Linked DNA regions of Homo sapiens: all the other regions are linked to region 1. Evidence: chromatin contacts called from ENCODE Hi-C or POLR2A ChIA-PET data. All regions are on one chromosome and are shown on one strand. Each heading gives the region's core, a stretch centred on a gene start or an enhancer-like site at or near the end of the contact. The rest is flanking DNA. Distances are from core to core; before and after follow the strand shown.

What was found. Hi-C counts contacts between places; a loop is a spot of excess contacts on that map. ChIA-PET counts read pairs that join two places held with the same protein, here RNA polymerase II (POLR2A). Pooled maps may share reads with other maps.
Region 2: a map of CD8-positive, alpha-beta T cell shows a loop between it and region 1 (7-fold over the local background). The contact joins the promoter of SLC25A46 here to the promoter of TMED7-TICAM2 in region 1. A Hi-C loop is called at or near these places in 2 of 168 maps with a recorded cell type or tissue (CD8-positive, alpha-beta T cell and naive thymus-derived CD4-positive, alpha-beta T cell) and 9 of 50 pooled maps.
Region 3: a map of B cell shows a loop between it and region 1 (12-fold over the local background). The contact joins the promoter of WDR36 here to the promoter of TMED7-TICAM2 in region 1. A Hi-C loop is called at or near these places in 2 of 168 maps with a recorded cell type or tissue (B cell and naive thymus-derived CD4-positive, alpha-beta T cell) and 8 of 50 pooled maps. POLR2A ChIA-PET finds 5 or more read pairs at or near these places in 1 of 52 experiments (T-cell).
Region 4: a map of CD4-positive, alpha-beta memory T cell shows a loop between it and region 1 (9-fold over the local background). The contact joins the promoter of CAMK4 here to the promoter of TMED7-TICAM2 in region 1. A Hi-C loop is called at or near these places in 1 of 168 maps with a recorded cell type or tissue (CD4-positive, alpha-beta memory T cell) and 6 of 50 pooled maps. POLR2A ChIA-PET finds 5 or more read pairs at or near these places in 2 of 52 experiments (OCI-LY7 and naive thymus-derived CD8-positive, alpha-beta T cell).
Region 5: a map of CD8-positive, alpha-beta T cell shows a loop between it and region 1 (5-fold over the local background). The contact joins the promoter of DMXL1-DT here to the promoter of TMED7-TICAM2 in region 1. A Hi-C loop is called at or near these places in 1 of 168 maps with a recorded cell type or tissue (CD8-positive, alpha-beta T cell) and 13 of 50 pooled maps. POLR2A ChIA-PET finds 5 or more read pairs at or near these places in 1 of 52 experiments (MCF 10A).

The regions. Positions count from the first base shown.
Region 1 is chr5:115,624,186-115,627,966 of GRCh38, reverse strand. It overlaps TMED7-TICAM2 (TMED7-TICAM2 readthrough), which reads left to right and starts at 1,931. Exons shown (of 4, transcript NM_001164469.4): 1 at 1,931-2,366. The coding sequence starts at 2,175. It overlaps TMED7 (transmembrane p24 trafficking protein 7), which reads left to right and starts at 1,931. Exons shown (of 3, transcript NM_181836.6): 1 at 1,931-2,366. The coding sequence starts at 2,175. RefSeq lists an enhancer at 1,866-2,035 and a silencer at 2,206-2,275.
Region 2 is chr5:110,736,917-110,740,697 of GRCh38, reverse strand. It overlaps SLC25A46 (solute carrier family 25 member 46), which reads right to left and starts at 1,691. Exons shown (of 8, transcript NM_138773.4): 1 at 1,296-1,691. The coding sequence starts at 1,578. It also overlaps a transcript of TMEM232 not described here. RefSeq lists enhancers at 1-354, 1,599-1,668, 1,679-1,808, 2,059-2,108.
Region 3 is chr5:111,090,453-111,094,233 of GRCh38, reverse strand. It overlaps WDR36 (WD repeat domain 36), which reads right to left and starts at 1,886. Exons shown (of 23, transcript NM_139281.3): 1 at 1,616-1,886. The coding sequence starts at 1,777. RefSeq lists an enhancer at 1,597-2,036.
Region 4 is chr5:111,222,790-111,226,570 of GRCh38, reverse strand. CAMK4 (calcium/calmodulin dependent protein kinase IV) reads right to left here and starts at 2,187. Exons shown (of 11, transcript NM_001744.6): 1 at 1,927-2,187. The coding sequence starts at 2,087. RefSeq lists enhancers at 1,949-1,998, 2,959-3,058 and a silencer at 2,109-2,598.
Region 5 is chr5:119,068,718-119,072,498 of GRCh38, reverse strand. DMXL1-DT (DMXL1 divergent transcript) reads left to right here and starts at 1,609. Exons shown (of 3, transcript NR_134250.1): 1 at 1,609-1,693. It overlaps DMXL1 (Dmx like 1), which reads right to left and starts at 1,412. Exons shown (of 44, transcript NM_001290321.3): 1 at 843-1,412. The coding sequence starts at 929. LOC124901209 (small nucleolar RNA U13) reads left to right here and starts at 3,099; the gene lies at 3,099-3,202. RefSeq lists silencers at 976-1,255, 1,566-1,645.

The DNA of each region.
Region 1 (3,781 bases), core at 682-3,181:
AAGAGAGCGTGTTCAGGGGAACTGCCCTTTATAAAACCATGAGATCTCATGTAGCTAACTACCTGTTATAAAACATGAACAATGTTTATAAACATGAATAATGCATTATACGTGCATTATATGTTTATAAACACAAATAATGCATTATAAACACAATACTGCTTTATGGGAAACATAAATGAATGGGAAGAACCCGCCCCCATGATTCAGTTACCTCCCACCAGGTCCCTCCCATGACACATGGGGATTATGGGAACTACAATAAAACCATCAGATCTCATGAGACTTATTCACTATCACCAGAACAGCATGGGAAAAATCTGCCTCCATGATTCAATTACCTCCCACCGGGTCCCTTCCGTGACATGTGGGGATTATGGGAACTACAATTCAAGATGATATTTGGGTGGAGACACAGCCAAACCATACCATAAGGATAACAGTCTTTAGATTTAGGGCCCACCCTAAGTCCCAGGATGACCTCATCTTGAGGGCCTTAACTTAATTACATCTGCAAAAGCCCTATTTCCAAATAAAATCATATTCACAGGGGTGGAGGGGTTGAAACTTGGACATGTATTTTTTAGGGGGACACAATTCAACTCACTGCACACATTTACATAAATAACACATCTTTTAATAAAAATATTTTCGAAATAAAAATTTAGCAAGAAGAGTGACCTTATTTTTGTAAATCTTTCATATCTAGATTTAAGGAAGAAGCTGGGTGCTCATTTCCTTTGATATTCAATCTGTTATGCTGTTTTGGTTGAAATATATAATGAAAATCCAGCTTCATACAGATCATTACATACCCTCTGAAAGGGTTTCAGGAGGCTTCTGGGGACTTCAGAGCAACACTTGAGAACCACTGCTCTAAAGCATATACTCCATAAATATATGTAAAATGGAATTTCCAGGCTGTGGCTACATATTCCAGGCTATATATATATATATATATATACATATATACACACACACACACACACACTGTATATAGGTGTGTGTGTTCTGTGTGTGTATACATATATTCTACTTTATTAGATAATGGCACATTGTTTTCCAACTTGATTAACCAATTTACTTTTTCACTAGCAGTGTATAAGAGGTTTTGTGGCTCTATAAGTCGACCAATATCTGTTATTGTTACACTTAAAATTTTTGCCTATCTTGTGGTATGTAATGTATTGATTGCACTGTGACGTTTAATTTAACAAAAGTTCATCTAGTGCTTGCTATGTACCAACCACTTCTAGGTACTTTTTCCAAATATTGGTACTTTGTAATAATTCTCTATGGTAGGTGCTATTATCTCCATTCTACAGATACACACTGAGGCAGAGAATTTAAGCAAGTGGCCGGACGTCACACAGCCAGTACGTGGCAAAGCAGGGATTAAGCACTCCTGCAGTCTGCTCTTAGAATTCGCGCTCCTTGCCCAGCTGCTTCCCCCAAATATTTATTATTACTTATGAGAAAACTCCGCAAATTGCAAAGCGCTCTACCACCAACGATTAGCACCCTAGGGCAAAATGAGCCCTTTACCACTCCCTAGATGCTCCCCAGCGCTAAGTTCCCAGCGGAGGTTGCAGTGAGCGCAGATCGCGCCACTGCACTCCAGCCTGGGTGACAGGGCGAGACTCTTGTCTCAAAAAAAAAAAAAAAAAAACAACAAAAAAAGCCAGTGATTGGAGCGTAATTACCCTCGCCAACCGCCTGTAACCACGGCGGCCGCCACGCCCCGTTTCCTGGTCTCGCCCCTCTCCGCCCACGACTCTGGCCCCGCCCCTCGTCCCAGGCTGCAACGGAGGCAGAGCCAACGCCTCGCGGGCTTCCACGTACGCACTCCAACGCGTGTTCCCGGAGAAGAACGCATCCGGGTCACGGGAGCCGGTGTCTCAGGCTCCGCCCCTTCACCCCCCGAAAGGCTAATCCCCACTTCCGACCCTCTCAGGCCTTTTCCGCTTCTCTTTTACCTCCCCAGGTCCGCCCGTCTGCGCCCCTCACAGGAAGCCGGAGGGTCGCTCTGATCCCGAATCTCCCACAGGCGTGAACCTGCTCTGCTGTGTATCTTTGCGGGGTGGCCTGCGCTGAGGCCTGCCGCGCGCGGTGAGTCCGCGCAGACCTGACCCTGCGTCTCGCAGCTCGGTTGAGGCCGCCGCCGCCTTCTCGGGATGCCGCGGCCGGGGTCCGCGCAGCGCTGGGCGGCCGTCGCGGGCCGTTGGGGGTGCAGGCTGCTCGCACTGCTGCTACTGGTGCCTGGACCCGGCGGCGCCTCTGAGATCACCTTCGAGCTTCCTGACAACGCCAAGCAGTGCTTCTACGAGGACATCGCTCAGGGCACCAAGTGCACCCTGGAGTTCCAGGTATCAGGGGCCTAGCAGTCCCTGGGCCCCAACTCGCGGCTCCAGGATTGGGGGTGTAACTTGAGGGATGGCACTTTCCTGTCCGTGTTTCCCCGTTCTTAGGCTAATTCAAAAATCGCTTCTAGGTAGCTGATGCCCAGCATTTGACTTTCCTCTAATAAACCTTGGGTGAGAGATGTTAAGACCGGGTGTTAAAATATATGAATTCCAGAAATGCTCCCTTTAGCATTTCTTTCCATCTCATTTTTAAGGCCTATTGAACTTTCTTCCTTAAAAGATTCCCTTAAAGAAAATCATTTATACTCTGTAGTACCCAGTGTCAACCCTCTACTCTCTAATCCACACCTCCAATTTAATTGGATTTGGAGTGCTGCCAATGTCTAACTTCATTGCTTTTCAGTTTTACCAATATTAGGACTGTTGGTTAATACGGTCCTTGTCATTGGAAGAGCTCCATTACAGGTTGAACGGCCATTTGCCAAGGGAGTTGTAGAAAGAATTGCTGTGATAAATGAGAGGCCCCTTCTGATATTTGGGATTATATAAAAAAGAAACTTTAACAGAATGTGGTTTATTCGGTTGGTTAGAACAGTCTTTACTGAGCTTCAATTTTGGTTGGTAGGCGCATTTAACATTTGAGTAGCTATTGAATACTAGGTGCCAGTGGTACAGAAGTGGTCGAAACAGATAGGGTCACTGCCATCATTCATGATTCCCCTCTCACCCTGCTTTTCTTAACTGGTATCTGCTCATTCATCAGAACTGTGCCTTAAGAGCAGTAAGTAGGATCCATGAAGGAAGACTTCCTTTGGAAAATTATTTTAAGCTGAACTTTAAAGGATGAGCTATAAACACCTTGGTAAGGGAGGAGGGGGAATAGCCTGTGGTAGTAGTGAACACTGAGAATTTCAGGGCCATAGAGAGAGGTCCAATATGGTTGGGAATAAGGAGCCAGAGCAAGGGGGTCAGCAGGGGCAGGCCAGATAGTGTCTTGCTGACCATGTTAAGGATTTGTTTTTCCTGAAAGTGTAGGAAGCCATCAGAGGGTTATAAGCAGTTCAGTGATATGACGAGAATATTCTTGGTAGCTGCATTAATAATAACTTGTGCAGGTAGAGAAGTGATGGTAAGATGTTGCAGAGCGGATGTGGAAGGCTGATTAGGAGGTTATTATGGTGGTCTAGACAAGAAATGATAGTGGCTTAGAGTAGAGTGATAGCAGTGGGGTAAATGAAAAGTGAAAGGATTGGAGAGAAGGTAGTAGGTAGAATCAACAGGACTTGGTAATGATTTGGCTATAGTGGGTCAGGGAGGGGAGGCCAAGGATGACCCTTAGGCTTACTTACCTTCATGGATTAGCACCAGGGGACAGAAAAGAAGATAGCAGGAATTGTGATAAAAAGTATAAGCCGACA
Region 2 (3,781 bases), core at 442-2,941, 4.9 Mb after region 1:
TTACAGGCGTGAGCCACCACGCCCGGCCTTACCCATTTTGTATGTATAGATCATCCCCAAATAGCAACAGAAAATGCTACTAGCATTTTCTGGAAGGTGTTAGGAAGGTTTAATCTTGTTTACTGTGTAAGTCTCTTAGGTGTCTATCTTTGTTGCAAAATTAACATTCACCCACCTGTTAAGGCTGCAAAATAAACCCCTGCTTGTGTCAAGGAACTCCTCCTCATTGTAACCACCAAAGCATAACTTTAAACCGGGAAGAGTCAAAAAGCTAATTGTATGACAATTAGCTAGGTAAGTCATCTATCTTTCTTCACATCCTCATTTACTCACTAGACATTCGTTAGTCTGTTCTTCTTAGTTAAATATTATTGTACTTCCAAGTCAAAGTCGAGGAAATAAGAATAAAGCTGATTTCTACAATAAATTTAATATTAATACCATTAATCTATTATTCTAACAATTCCAGAAGAATAGAAAGAGGTAGCCATTATTCACATTTTATGAATAAAAAAGGATGTTGAAAATATCTACATCATGCAGTGTTGCAGCTTTTCTGACATCCCATGGAGAATAATTATGTCATGATTCCGAAGTCCTATCTTGAAATTGTATCAGTGTTTCTAACTTTTATATGTAGTTTTTAGGTCAGCAGAAGGAAAGCAGAAAGGAAAATTATAGGAAGGAAACTTTCTAGACTGGGGATCTGAAAAGCAGACAAAACTCCTGTGTTCAAAAAGGAAAAGGAAGGAAACTTTTTTTTTTTAGCCTATGTGTCCCATACAGGATTCTTCTACACATCTTAAAGATGAGAAAACTGAGGGCTCACAGAGGTTAAGTTGTTCAGATTACGAGTGGCACAACCAAGTTTGAACCCAAGTATGCTTATGCTGAAAGGCTTCTCTTTTCAGAACACAAAACTACAAGTAAACACATTAATTAATTAATTAAATCAAGAAAATAGAGCTGCCAAAGTGAATCAGGGAACAGTTAATAATCCAATCTCCTTTTTAACTCAGACCATCAGTTGAGACACCAAAACCTCTAAAAATTCCTGCTATGCACCCCATAGCTAAGGCAGATGTCTTTTTTGGAGTTGATCCAGGAGAATTCGTTTGTGAGGAAGAGGAGGCCAGCCTCAGGGGCAGAGGACCAAAGGAGGGCAAAGGGTGTGGCGCGCGATAGGATGAGAAGGAATAGGAGGCGGGATCCTCTGCGCCGCTTCCGGGGTCTGCAGGCCGCAAGCCGCGGCCCCAGTAACCCCTCATCCCTGTGTCGGTCCCCATGCTTCTCACCACTGCTCTGCCCCTGCACACTGCCGCCGCCGCCACTGGAAAAGGGTTCCTCCGTGGGGCCTTCGTACGGGGTGGAGGTGGTGGGCACGCCGTAGGGCGGGCTCTTCTCGCCCCAGTGCAGGTTGCGGCTGCCGGGGATATCTGGGGGAGTCGTCACCCAGTGGCCCAGGTCCGACCCGGTGCTGAAGGACCTTGCAGGGAAGGCGCCGCCAAAGCCCTGCTCGTCCCGGGCACCACCCCGGTAGCCCAAGCCATCAAATCCGTCCGGGCGCCGCGGATGCATCGCAGCGGGGGCAGGATGACGCGAGCCCGCCCGGAGCCCACCACCACCGGGGCCACCACGACCTAAGCACACACAGCTTCCCGTCGGCCGCCGCCGCGTCAGGGGTAAATTCTGACAACCGGAAGTCACGTTGGAAACCCGGAAGTCTTCGGAGCACGTGATTATAGCCTCTTCCGGCAACCATTAAAGGGCACGGTTGCTAGGGAGACGCGGCGGTAACCTGGACCTTAAAAGTTTGTTGTCGTTAGGGAATAGGTGGGAATATGGTTGTGGGATTAATGAAACACAGTACCAAAGAGATTCCAGAAAGAGAACTGGTGTAGGAATAGGGCCTGCATGGGAGGAGTTCAAAGATGCTTCTTGGAGGGAGCCGATAACCCGCGGGTGGAGCCTACCCGGTGAGATCCCGGCCAGAAATACCCCATGTCACAGCTACGCCCCAGATCTCAGTGTTTTCTCACGGGCCTGGTGCCTCGCCTGCTCCGAGGAAGCTAGTAGAGGTTGGAGTTGTGGAGGGTTAATAACGTTCCACCTAGCTTTGTCTCCCGCACTTGGGGTTTTGGATCAAATCTATTGAGAGATATGGTACCGCCCAGTGAACGCGAAAGTACTGTGGACCACCAGAGCAAGCATTTTAAAAGTTGAAGTGCACGTCGGGGGTGAAAGAAACCCACGTACTCGAATACTGTCCTCCTGGAGTTAGAAATTACGCGTTTTCCTTTTCTAAGGCTGTAAAGAAACTATAGTTTTCTGTCGTATTTTTTTCTGATGTGTCTAAATCACTCAGGGTATTGAAATCCCAGTTATATCGTTCAAAATTGGGACCTCTAATTGAATAACTGAGAGGACTACTGTAGAGCGTCCCCTACTACCTGTTTTCATTAGCTCCACGGGCTCTTGGGCCAGGCTCCCTCCCCAGATCTGAGGAAGACTTCCATGGTTTCATCCTATGTTCCTTCAACTCGTTGGAAGCCCAGGATTCCTAGAGCTTTTCCAAGAGAACTCTGACGTGCAGTTCTCGATCTTCCAGATGCGAACCTTGATTGAGAGTGATAATCAACTTTGTTTTGATTGAACTGACATTTTTTTCTGTGGTTTTATCACTTTTTATTTTTTATGGGTGTATAGTAGGTGTATATATTTATGGGTTACATGAGATATTTTGATAGCGTACATTAAAATGTATAATTAACATTTTTAAATAACGAATTGACATTCTTAAATTTGATTGCGATGCAGCTTGGGCAAAGGTGTTGAGTCTCTTGACTGTATAAAATTTAAATGTCCATATAGTAAATTTTAAAATATATAGTAATCACAATTGAAAGGCAAATCACAAACAGAAAAATGACATTTTAACATGGTTTAAACAATGGAACAGTAGCTTTAATGTACAAAGAGTTCATACCAATGAATAAAGGCAAATCAGAAATATGAGCAAAGGACATGTAGAGGCAATTCATACAAAAAAAGGAAGTGTAAATAGATAATATCATATAAAAAGTCCTTTACTAATTGAAAAAAGGTAAATCTTAATTATCTTTCACGTATTAAGGTGTTTAAAAGGGAAAATGCACATTGTCTTTCCAGGTGAGAAGAAAGTAGCTTTCATTAATTTCTGAAGTGATATAAAACATAACTTTCTGATGGAGAGCAGTTTGGCACTATGTATCAAAAACTGTAAAAATAACCATATTTTTTGACTCCAAAATCTTAGAAAACAAATATAGGGGTTTTTTACATGTTTCTGGCATGGATAACATACATATGTTTATGGCATGCTTGCTCATAATAGGAAAAAAATAAGCAGGAATGCAAATATCAAATAATTATTATTGATTAATAATTTATTATTTAAAGTGTATATCCATACAGTTGTTTAACAAAAATATATTTATTAAGCACCTATCTCGTGTCAGATACTATTTTAAGCAATAAGGATAGAATGATAAATAAGCCAGACAAGGTGCTTGCATTGTTAGAACTGACATTCTAGTTTAGGGAGACAAAGAACAGATAAATATATCCTGTCAAATATAGTGCAATGTCAAATAATGACATGATTGTATTAAAAAAGCCTAAGTGAGCAATAAAGGAAGCTTTTTTTTTTTTTTTTTAGAATAAGGAAGTCCTCTCTGAAGAAGTGACCTTTGAGCAGAGAACTGAATGAAGTGAGGGAGTGAGCCATTTGTGAATATGTGGG
Region 3 (3,781 bases), core at 637-3,136, 4.5 Mb after region 1:
TATAGTAACTGCTCAATACATGATAGCTACTACCATCACTACCACCACCTATTCACAACTTGTCTAGTTTCCCCTGTAGAAGAAACTAATCTGTAGGACTGTAGGAAGTCTGACTGGGGACAGCATATATAGCCATAGTCATGGGATAGAGCACTTGTAGACCCAATTAGTGACTTAGGTTCATTAGCTCCTTTTTTTTTTCTTTTTACTCCCAAGTATTTTCAGTTTTAGAGGTCACAGCCCAATGCATTGGTTAATCTGAGCAGTGTACAGTCTGGGTAAAGAACATTTACATGCCATGATGTTACGAATGTATCATCAGTGTTAGAACTAGAGGAGAACTTAAAAGCCATCTTTATTATGACTAAATGTCAACACACAGTAAGTAAATTGTTAACTTTATAAAATGTACAAATATGTTACTCTCCTCACCACAGGGTTTCTTTGGAAGTAGAATATAGGGAAAAACACCTGTGTCTGTGTGTAATGCAGTGTCAGGAAAGACACTGTACCAAAGACAAGATTTCAAGAGTTATTTCAGTAATAAACTCAGAAAAATTACATTTCAAGGAAGAAAACATTAACCAGCAAAAGCAAAAGTTAGCAAGCAAGGAACAAGTGCAGAGAATGGTAACACTAAATACTTTCACATGATTAATATGGTTCTAACCCACCCTGTCTCCATTACCAGCTCAGACTCTGAGAAACCCAATTGCTCTTCACCTCAGCTCTGCCCTCACTTTCCTTTTCCACTAACTCAACTAGTTCCTACCTCCCAGCTCTTTTTGCTAATAAGCCATTTGATATTCACAATCCTCCAAGAGAGACAACTCTACCTGTTTTCCAGAAAAGAAAGTACTTAATTAACACTGACTATTATCATCCTCCTCATCAAGGTTTCTGTTCTCACAGAGGTTACATTCTTTCGGAGAAGACAAAAGAAACAAGTAAACAAGAGACACTATTACAATGATCGATGAACTGTTATAGGAGAAAAAATCATCACTAACAAGTGATTTATCTGAAATTTACTTTAATAGATTATATAAAGGTGCTACGGTATAATGACACCTATGTTGCAAAGAAACGGCTGCAAGGCTTAGAGTGACAGTGCCAGACACTTTGCGTTAGTTGAAAATAACTGATTGCTATTAGATATTTTCCCTAACGGTAATTAATCTCACCATCTCCGGTTCTCCCAATGTATTCTACCTAGAGTGAATTTCTAACTCAGCTCGTGTCACCAATAACGTAATAGCGTGCATGTTTTTCTCTCTCATTAAGAATGCAAGAGGTAGAGGTTTGTCTTAATTATGTTTCCACCTTCAAGGGAAGGTCAATAAATATTCACTGAACAAATATTACTGCCATACAACTGAGATGTTCTCTAGCAGTTTCCCCTTGGCCAGGCTGCCTCTGAAACACGCCCCAGGAGGACTGCAAGTGCCAAATCAGCACGTGGACGTGACCGGATGGCGAAATATTAATAGGACAGGGAGGGGTTAAAGAAGGGAAGCCCGTGGTAAATGGGAAGGGAGAACCGGACTGCTCCAGGACAGAGTTAGAGGCCAAGGAGGGTGGTTTTCCTGGGAAGCTAACAAAAGAAGTCACTCACGTCATAGGTGTGGAAACTCTTGCCCACGCAGGTTGTTACATAGAACCGGCGCTTGAGCGCGCTGAACCGCACCACGTGTGGAATGTCGTTGCTGAAAAGTCCCAAGGCCCGGAACCCCGCAAAAAGCGCGCTGGCCGTGCGCCTTTCTGAGGCCCGTTCCATTGCCGCCGCGATCCCAGCTCCTCTCAGCTCTGGTCCTGAAGGAAAACACGTACCCAGTCCCTTCAGCGTGTCTAGTGGAACAGTCCTCTGCCAGAGCTGCAGACACAACACCGCTTCCGGCGCCCGCTGCGAATCGCGTTTCCGGAGACTGCCCTCAGTGCAACACATAAAGTTCTCCCTCCAGAGCTCACATGGGAGGCGTGACTTGGGTTCCGAGGGCCAAGGTCTCCAGCACGTTGCCTAGCATTGTTCTCCAGCTCTTTTGCGGTGGAAGGAAGCTCGTTAGGTTCCGACAGAACCGCAAGGGCGGGAAACAAAGAGGGAAGCGCGACGCCCAGGAGAATGGAGGGGAGGTCGACGCCTTGGAGATGGAAACGATTTAAACATGTGATTATTTAAAAATGTACAAAAACATGAGACTGGAAAAATTTAAACACTGGATATCTGATGATATTAAGGAATTATGTTTCATTTTTACATATGATAGTAGCATTATGATTACGTTTTTAAAGATCCTCATCTTTTGGATACATATTGACATATTTACAGATGAAAACTATAATGGGACATTTCAAAACTGACAGAGGGATTCACTCACAGACCCTCTGGGGAGTAGAACTAATTACTTGTGGGGAGGGAACTGCTCACTTGGGCAACTTGGATAAGTGTAGATTCCTCCCAGAAAAGGAAGATAAATATTAAATGTTATTGGGATTCCTGGATTAAGTCAGTATTCCTTGAGGTCGGCTGTCAAAAGCAGACAGTAGAGGTTCTAAAGAGGAGCTTATCATAATGCAAACGGGAGTCCGGGCAGTTCATTAGAGCTGAGTGCCTTAGGATGCTGAAGGAGACTGATTCCAGTGAAGTGGGTGTCAAGACGCCTCACTCCTCAGGAGCCAGCTGCCTTACCAAGATGTAGGTTTGGGGAACAATCTCTGAGCATGTGAACATTAACTAAAACAGTGGTGAGCTTAGAGCCCAGGACCAAAGTTCAACATATGGAATAACCTCTTCTCTTACTGTTTTATTTCCATTTCATTTCGTTTATGAAAACGTTTTGGCAGCCTATTAAGGTTTGGGTCGAGTGACTAACGTAACTATACTAGTACTTGAGAGGGATAAAAAGGGTATATTTACTAATGTAAATGTACTTGAAAGAGATAAAGAGGGTCTGTCTCTACACAGATCAGTGTACTCTCTCGGGTTCCTTCCAGTTCTAAAATGTAATTATTATGAAACAAAAGTCACTTGTTAGCTAATTTGAATACCTGACTCATACATTCTTGAACAAAAAAAATCTTGATTTATTTTATAGTTCTTGGCACAAAGCCTCAAACACTTTGGATGTTAAGATCATTAAGGGGCAGATGCTAACAGAATGAGAGCTTGTTATTTAGTCCTTGACATGTTGTACTTACTTGTATTTTCATTTGTACCCCGGATTTCTCAATAGCAGTGCACATTTTCAGCCATGTTTTTGGTATGACTTAAAAGTGAACAAGTTGCTAATTATTTGTAAATGTTCTTTAAATTAAAAAAGAGGGGAGAGGGGAGGAGCCAAGATGGCCGAATAGGAACAGCTCCGGTCTACAGCTCCCAGCGTGAGCGACGCAGAAGACGGGTGATTTCTGCATTTCCATCTGAGGTACCGGGTTCATCTCAGTAGGGAGTGCCAGACAGTAGGCGCAGGTTAGTGGGTGCGCGCACCGTGCGCGAGCCGAAGCAGGGCGAGGCATTGCCTCACTTGGGAAGCACAAGGGGTCAGGGAGTTCCCTTTCCTAATCAAAGAAAGGGGTGATGGACGGCATCTGGAAAATTGGGTCACTCCCACCCCAATACTGCGCTTTTCCGACGGGCTTAAAAAACGGCACACCACGAGATTATATCCCGCACCTGGCTCGGAGGGTCCTACGCCCACGGAGTCTTGCTGATTGCTAGCACAGCAGTCTGAGATCAAACTGCAAGGCGGCAGCAAGGCTGGGGGAGGGGCGCCCACCATTGCCC
Region 4 (3,781 bases), core at 938-3,437, 4.4 Mb after region 1:
AATATTAAGTGTTCTGAGCATGTTTCAGGTAGGCTAGGCTAAGCTACAACGTTTGTTAGCACAGGTGTAGTAAATGCATTTTCAACTTCTGATATTTTCAACTACAGTGGGCTTATTGGGACATAACACCATCATAAGTTGAGAAGCTTCTGTATAACCGATTAATATTTGTCCTCCAAAATTTACTGCAACACGTAATTCTGAACTGAAAAATAAAAAACCCAAACTTCAAATTTCTCAGTTTTTTCCTATGCAGGCTACCATCTCATAGGGGTATACAATTGGCAGTTTATTTTTTTCCCATTTTTCAAATTAAAGTGAATTTCTTGAGTTTCATGACGATGAAGCTTATTCATAAAGACAACGTGTGTGGATAAGTCAGCCTATTTGAGGCATCTAGGGTTAATGTTACTCTGAAAACAGATGTGCTACTGGGACAGTCCCTGCAGCAGCATCAGGCACTTCCTCTACTACACAGTAGTTTATAAAACACCCAGTAAACAATTTTAAGTAGATCATCCCTTTACTCAGAGGTTTACATGGTTCCACTGTCACGCATCATACAATTAATAACAGGCATGTTTTGGACCTTACAAAAATCGACATCATTGTCCTTTCATTTCCACCTATATATATAATAGATCTTCAGATGAATACTGAAAAACTTGATCAAAAATGGATGTTTATGTATACATTATTCAGTGCTCAAATACTTCAAAACATTTTTAACAGTGACAAATCACTGAATTTTCATTCAGAAGTTTGCCTATTTTACACATCTATATTCAATGAGCCTTCAATAGTACTAGCAAAGTGGGGGGAGAGTGGGCAGTGATCATTACATCTTCCCACTAAATACCAACATCCAGAATCCTGCTCTGGATCCTCCAATGACTTGAAAAAATAAAAAGGCTGTTAGCAATACTATTTCCAGCAAAAAGAGAATGAAAAATGAAATTGCAAAGGAGTAGTAAGTACAGAAGCTGCAACTTGTCAACCGTTGAAATTACATCTTCAGATTCCCTATACTAAAGAGCCTGGATCTAAAATAAGTGTTGAAAATAAATCTCCTTACCTATGGATAACAGAGAGAAAAGACAAAAAAAAAGGAAGTAAGGGAAAGAAAACTATAATTTTCAATGGATACAAATACGAAAGCATATGGAATCATGCAGAAGGCCAAACTGCTACCTGTTTGGATCTTCAGAGGAGGGATAGGGGACATATCTGCAATCCTAGGGAGATGGTCTGTTGCATATATAATTTAAATAAATCACTCCAGCCCATGAAAGAAGGGAAGCAGCAGCATTCTCACTAATTACCACTGCCTGGATCCCATATGCTGCTTTCTCTTTAAAGCCACACTAGTTCATTATTCTGCCTTCAACTCTCTTAAATGATTCATTTCTCCCTTCACTCCTGAGCAGACTCTGCAGGGAAGCTAGTATTTAAGTTTAATTTCTCGTGTCACTTGCTTTGGAGAGCTTGACGAGGGGAAGGAGGAGGAATCTAACTTAATAATTCTGTCTTGATTTGGAGGGGCACCCTCCGGCCCCCACCCTAAACAATAACTAGACAAACAGGACCCTCTGGCAAGCTATAATCGTGAGCAAAGATATCAATTGGGAAAGCAGGGCCCACGTGCGGTGGGAGCTGTCACCCAAGGGAAGTGGCAGCCTGCGAGAAGGAGGGAAGGTGGGAGGGAGTCGGGCTGATCCTACAGCTGCACCGGCCTAGGCGCTCTGGTGGGGTGGGAAGGACTCGAGCCGCACCTGAATGAAGGTTAGCTCTCTCTCAAGACACTAACTAGGTAGGGAGAAATCGAAGGGCACGAAGGCAGGCTCCCGCACCCTCCGAGCCGTCGCTGCGAGAGGGACAACCCCCAGTGCACGCCGCGGGCTTCCCCAGCCGGAGCCCGCGCCTTACCGTCCCAGCTCCGACTCCACCTCGAAGAAATCGCTCAGCGCATCCCTGTTGGAGCCGTCGATCCAGTAATCCGGGACGAGGCTCGCGGTCCCCGGGGCCGCACTGGCGGTGACCGAAGAGCAGGACGAGGCGGAGCAGGAGGGCACCGTGACTTTGAGCATCTTCGCAGCGGGACTCCGGAAGCCGCCGCCGCCGCCGCCGCCGCTGCCCGAGCGAGAAGCCGGCCGCCAGCCGCCGCCTGCGAACGCAGGAGCGAGAGAGAGGCGGCGTCCTTCACGCGCGCACACGCCCACCGCCGCCGCCCGCGCTCGCAGGGACGGTGGGCGGGGAAGGGGGCGAGCCTCTGCGAGAGGGCGCGAGGGGGAACCCGGAGTCGCCGCCCGCTGGAGGGAGACTAGCTGCACCGCTGAGGAGAGAGGCTCCCTCCCCCTCGCTCCTTCCCTCCTCACCCGCCCTCCTCCCGCGCCGAGCCTTTCCCGCCGCCCTCCCTCTTTCCTTTCTCTCTCCCAGGCTGTGGCTGCCGCGGTGCCGGCTAGGGCGGCTCCGGATGCTGGAGCTTGGGGAAGGCACAAGGACCCGCGCATCATCCCACGCGCCCTCCCGCGGGGACCGGAGCTGGAGGGAGACCGTGCGCAGCGGGACGCTGCTCTGGGATGGCGGGCGCCAGGCGTACCCTGGCAGCACCTGGGTCCGGGCGGCCCCGCCGGATAGCGAGAGAGGGACCTAGGTGGTGGTGGCGCAACTCATCCCTCCTTGAGCGCGTCTCCGTGGCGAGTCCCTCCCACCTAACACCAGCTAACCAGCCATCCTCTGTCAAAGCTTATATTGGTGGCCGGGGAGGGAGTACTGTGGTCGCCGATCCCTCAGGGCTCCTGTGCCTGGACCCAGTGAGAGCTGGAGGAAAAGGAAGCGCCCAGGTCCACACTGACCTGACTCACCTTTGAGTGAAGTCTTCAGTTGGAATAAATGCTGTCGTCGCTGCTGGTGGCACTGCCTCCTCGGCACTGCTGGAGCTCCTAAAAGAGGAGATACTTGGCTGTGTCGAGTTCAATCTCAGCATCTGAAGTGGCTCAGAATTACAGTTCTAGAAGGGCCTTGTGGAAGCCAACTAGTAAACCCTCTGCCTTAAGGCAGGACCTGTCCTCATTCATGACAGGGAAGACTGCTACATGTAAAAGCCCTTTTTCTCTTCCCAAGAGATGTATCCCATGATAAGCATTCTTATGTCCTGTCCATCAGCTGTCATGGCTCTTCTTCTCAGTATTAAACATACATCACTTAAACTACCCTTGAACTTTTTTCTTTTCAGATTTCAGCAAAGACGAACAACAATTAGTCATGTTCTGATACATATCTATGACAGTTATTATACCACAACTCATTTCTGGCTAAATAGCTCCAGGCGCTTTCACCTTACTTCACAGGTGTTACTTTTGGCCTTTTTTTTTTCCTGAGTTTCCTCCAACATGCGCTAAACTCTTCCTAGTAAGTCTCCATTCCTGATAGCACCAACCATTAATATGGTCCAATATTTTAATCTAATTTATGGATTTATTATTCTTAAAAGCCTGCCTGCTATACTGGTGAACAAACAACCAAAAATATCCAATCAAGTAGTTACAGGAATGTGATTCCTAGCTGATTGGAAATTGAAAATATATATAGTCATGCATCCCTCAACCACGGTGAGAAGTTGAAGAGATGCATCCTTAGGCGATGCAGTTGTAAGAACATCATAGGGTGTACTTGTACACAACCAGATAGTATAGCTTACTACACAGCTATGCTGGATGGAATAGTCAATTGCTCCTAGGCTTCAAACCTGTACAGCATTTTACTATACTGAATACTACAG
Region 5 (3,781 bases), core at 360-2,859, 3.4 Mb before region 1:
ACAAGTTTTACTTTTAATCACAACTAAAGAGGTATCTACACAAATTGTAGCAAAAATCATTAGCATTATAAATTTATGTAGATAAAAGTATCATGTGCAATTACTGACTTATATTTTGAAATTGTTATTAAAAAAAAACCTATAGTTAAGGTAGAAAAATGCCACTATACTGACAAGTAGCCCGAAATTTGGTGCCCTCTTCTTGTCAATATGTGACCAATGAAAAGCAAGTTAAGCAACCTTAACCTGGGATTACCAGGTTATTGTAAAATATCCAAGAAATATTTTTAAAAATGAAAAGGCTTTTTTTTCTTTCCGAAGTTATTTCTCAGGGAATTAGAAAAGAAAATAAATGAAAAACACTGTTCTCAAGGCTAGTTGTTGATGGCAAACAATTGGTAATTGTTTTGAGACACCCACTTTTTAACTACAAAGATACTTGACCTTAACTTAGAATACAAAATGAAACCAATCTCCACTATTCCTAAATTTGACAATTTGAACCTATAGAATGGTATAAAAAAGCCCCCAACTCGTTACTCAACAAAGATTTTTGAACAAACGACTTTGGCAAAGCACCCTGGCCCAAGGCAGACAGACCAAAAACTTTAAAAATCCTACAAAATATTCTAACTTGAGTTCAGGCTCCATACAGTACCTCACTGACCGACATGGTTTTGCTTCCTTAGTTCTCAAGGGCCAGGTCTGCTGGGTTCTGGGTGGTAAGGACCCCCCTGGGGAGACAAGACCTCGCGCCTCTGCCCGTCGTTCTGGGCCAAGCTCGGCCCAGAATGACGGGCAAAGGCCGGGCCACGGGCGACGCGAGGGCCTCCCTCACTCACCGTGAAGCGCTGGTCGCCAATGCTGCCCACGGAGAAGCAGTGGTCGCCAGGGTTCACAGCCCCGGTCAGCACCTGGTGCAGGTTCATGTCGGCGCCCTAGTCCTGCAACGGACACCGCATCCAGCTCATGCCACGGGTCAGCGGCTGCTTCCCTCCCTCCTTCCCTCAGGGGCGGCGGCCGCTCTTCGGTGGCGACGGCAGAAGCAGCGACAGGCGCCTGGAGCCGGAGCCGCTCAGCTGGGGCCCGCGACTCATCCCGAGCCCCGGAGGGCGAGGCCCGGAGGGGGCGGGTCGGCGAGAGGGCGGAGCGCCGCGCTCCTTCGCGCACCTGTCACTCCCCGCGCTAGCCCAGGTGAAGCTCAGGGTCCCCTCACCGGCCACGACCCGGGGCCGACTCACCGGCCAGGAAGGCCGCGCTGTCCACACACTTCCTCTGGACCTCGGGCAGCCGCTCCTGACCCAGCCCGAGTGGCGCAAGCAGTACGCGCTCGCACTCCCCGCCTGACCTGTCCCTTCCCGGCTCCGGTGCCCGCCACCCCCACAGTCCTCCGCCACTCACTACGCGCCTCTGGATCCCTGCGGCCGAAATATCGCGAGACTTCGCTCGGGGCAGCTGCTACTGTGGTAAAGAATTCACTTTTTTACCACAGCGTGCGTATCAGCAAGTGAACATAAAAACGCCTCTTCTAGTCAGAAACTGGCCAATCCCGACCCCCGGTCCACCTAGGGCTCCGCCCACCACCGAGAATAAGCCAATCTCTTTGAGGCTTCTACAGGAGAACGCCGTGCGTTTGAGCTTGAACCTGATAAGCCTGGCAGAAGCCTGATGAACCCAGAATGAGTGAGATGTGGTAAGTTGTGCTTTAGGTTAGGGCGTCATCTAACTGTTGGGCCAGAAAATTTAAAGGGGAGAAGTGCATCCTAAAGGGAGTTGCAGTTTCCTCGGTTCTGGTAGGACTACAAGTCCCAATATGCACCGCTCCCCCGGGCGACCTGAGTGTCTCTTGAGTAAATGTGACCCTTGAAACGTCTACGTTAGCAGCTTAATGGTTTCTCCAGCCTTGCGCGTGTTTCCAAGTCCCTAAACGGGATGGTTTTTGAAAGGCTCGAACACTTGACAAGTAGGAAAGTGGTATTTTCTTAGCCTAAGTTATCTTAACACGTGATTTGAAATAGTGCTGGTAATAACAACACACCAGCCCTGCATTGAGCGTTTGTTTTGGAAAAGAACCTAGGAATTCCAGAATGATCAGAGTCACAGCTACAAACTGAGATTCAACTCTCATTGTATTTTGACACAAGTTTTGTATTATAATTGACAAACATCTGTTTATATGTCTCCCCCTGTATACCGTAAGCCTCTTTGGAATACAGAGGAACAGGACACAAGTCTGTCCTTAATGTCTAGCACCGCACCAGTCCCACCCATTCAGGGTGTTCTGTAAATGTTGCATGAATGTGTATAGAAACTCTCCAAATAGGCCAGGCACGGTGACTCACGCCTATTATTCCAGAACTTTGGGAGGCCGAGGAGGGTGAATCACGAGGTCAGGAGTTCGAGACCAGCCTGGCCAACATAGTGAAACCCCCTTCTCTACTAAAAATACAAAAATTAGCCGGGCGTGGTGGCTCCCACCTGTAATCCCAGCTACTCGGGAGGTTGAGGCAGGAGAATCACTTGAACCCGGGAGGCAGAGGTTGTAGTGAGCCAAGACCCCCGTTGCACTCCAGCCTGGGTGACAGAGTGAGATCCCGTCTCAAAACAAACAACCCTCAAAACTCTCCAATAGGCCAGGCACGATGGCTCACGCCTGTAATCCCAGCACTTTGGTAAGTCGAGGTGGGGGCGGGGGGATCACCTGAGGTTGGGAGTTCGAGACCAGCCTGGCTAACATTGTGAAACCCAGTTTCTACTAAAAATTAAAAAATTAGCCTGGCATGGTGGCACGCGCCTGTAATCCCAGCTACTGGGAAGCTGAGGCGAGAGAATCGCTTGAACCTGGGAGACGGAGGTTGCAGTGAGCCAAGATCGTGTCATTGCACTCCAGCTTGGGCAACAAGAGAGAAAGTCAAAAAAAAAAAAAAAAAAGAGAGAAAAGAAAATAAAGAAACTCCCCCTTTTGTTGTAGTATGAAGACTTCAAACTATAATAATACTAGGGTGGGACGAGTACTAGTAAATTTATTTCCTTTTATTTTTACTACATTTTTTGCAATGTACATTTACTTTGTCTGACAATAAAAAGCTACTTACGAGATACTTTTTAGTTCATAAGTGGGATGATTGTGTGTTCACACTTGTGTGAGACGTCCCTCCCTCAAACCTTGTTGCGCCATCATCTGCACATTACCCATCTGATGTGGGGAAAAAAAAAAAACCCGAAACTTATTTAAAAAATGAATTTCATTATGTATTCCAGGCTTTTCATAAGATAAGGGACAAAACTTAATTTGTCTTTTTTTAAAATATACTTATTTTTTGAGGTCTAACATACCTACAGTTTGTCTTTTATTATTTCAAATTATACTTCAAGTGCTTTTTAATTTTATATTTTAGACCCAGAACCAGGATTGTTGTACTTGTGTGGCTCCCACATAAATTCTGTGGCTGGTTCATAATTTAACATGTTTACTCATTCTATTTTGCCCATTTGTTAGTTTTGAAGAGCATTCCACGTATTAGAATAAAACTGAGCAACAAGATGCGGGGCGCGGTGGCTCACGCCTGTAATCCCAGCACTTTGGGAGGCCAAGGCGGGCAGATCATGAGGTCAGGAGATCAAGACCGTCCTGGCTAACACAGTGAAACCCCGTCTCTACAGAAAATACAGAAAAAAAAATTAGCCAGGCGTGGTGGCGGGCACCTATAGTCCCAGCTATTTAGGAGGCTGAGGCAGGAGAATGGCGTGAACCCGGGAGGCGGAGCTTGCAGTGAGCAGA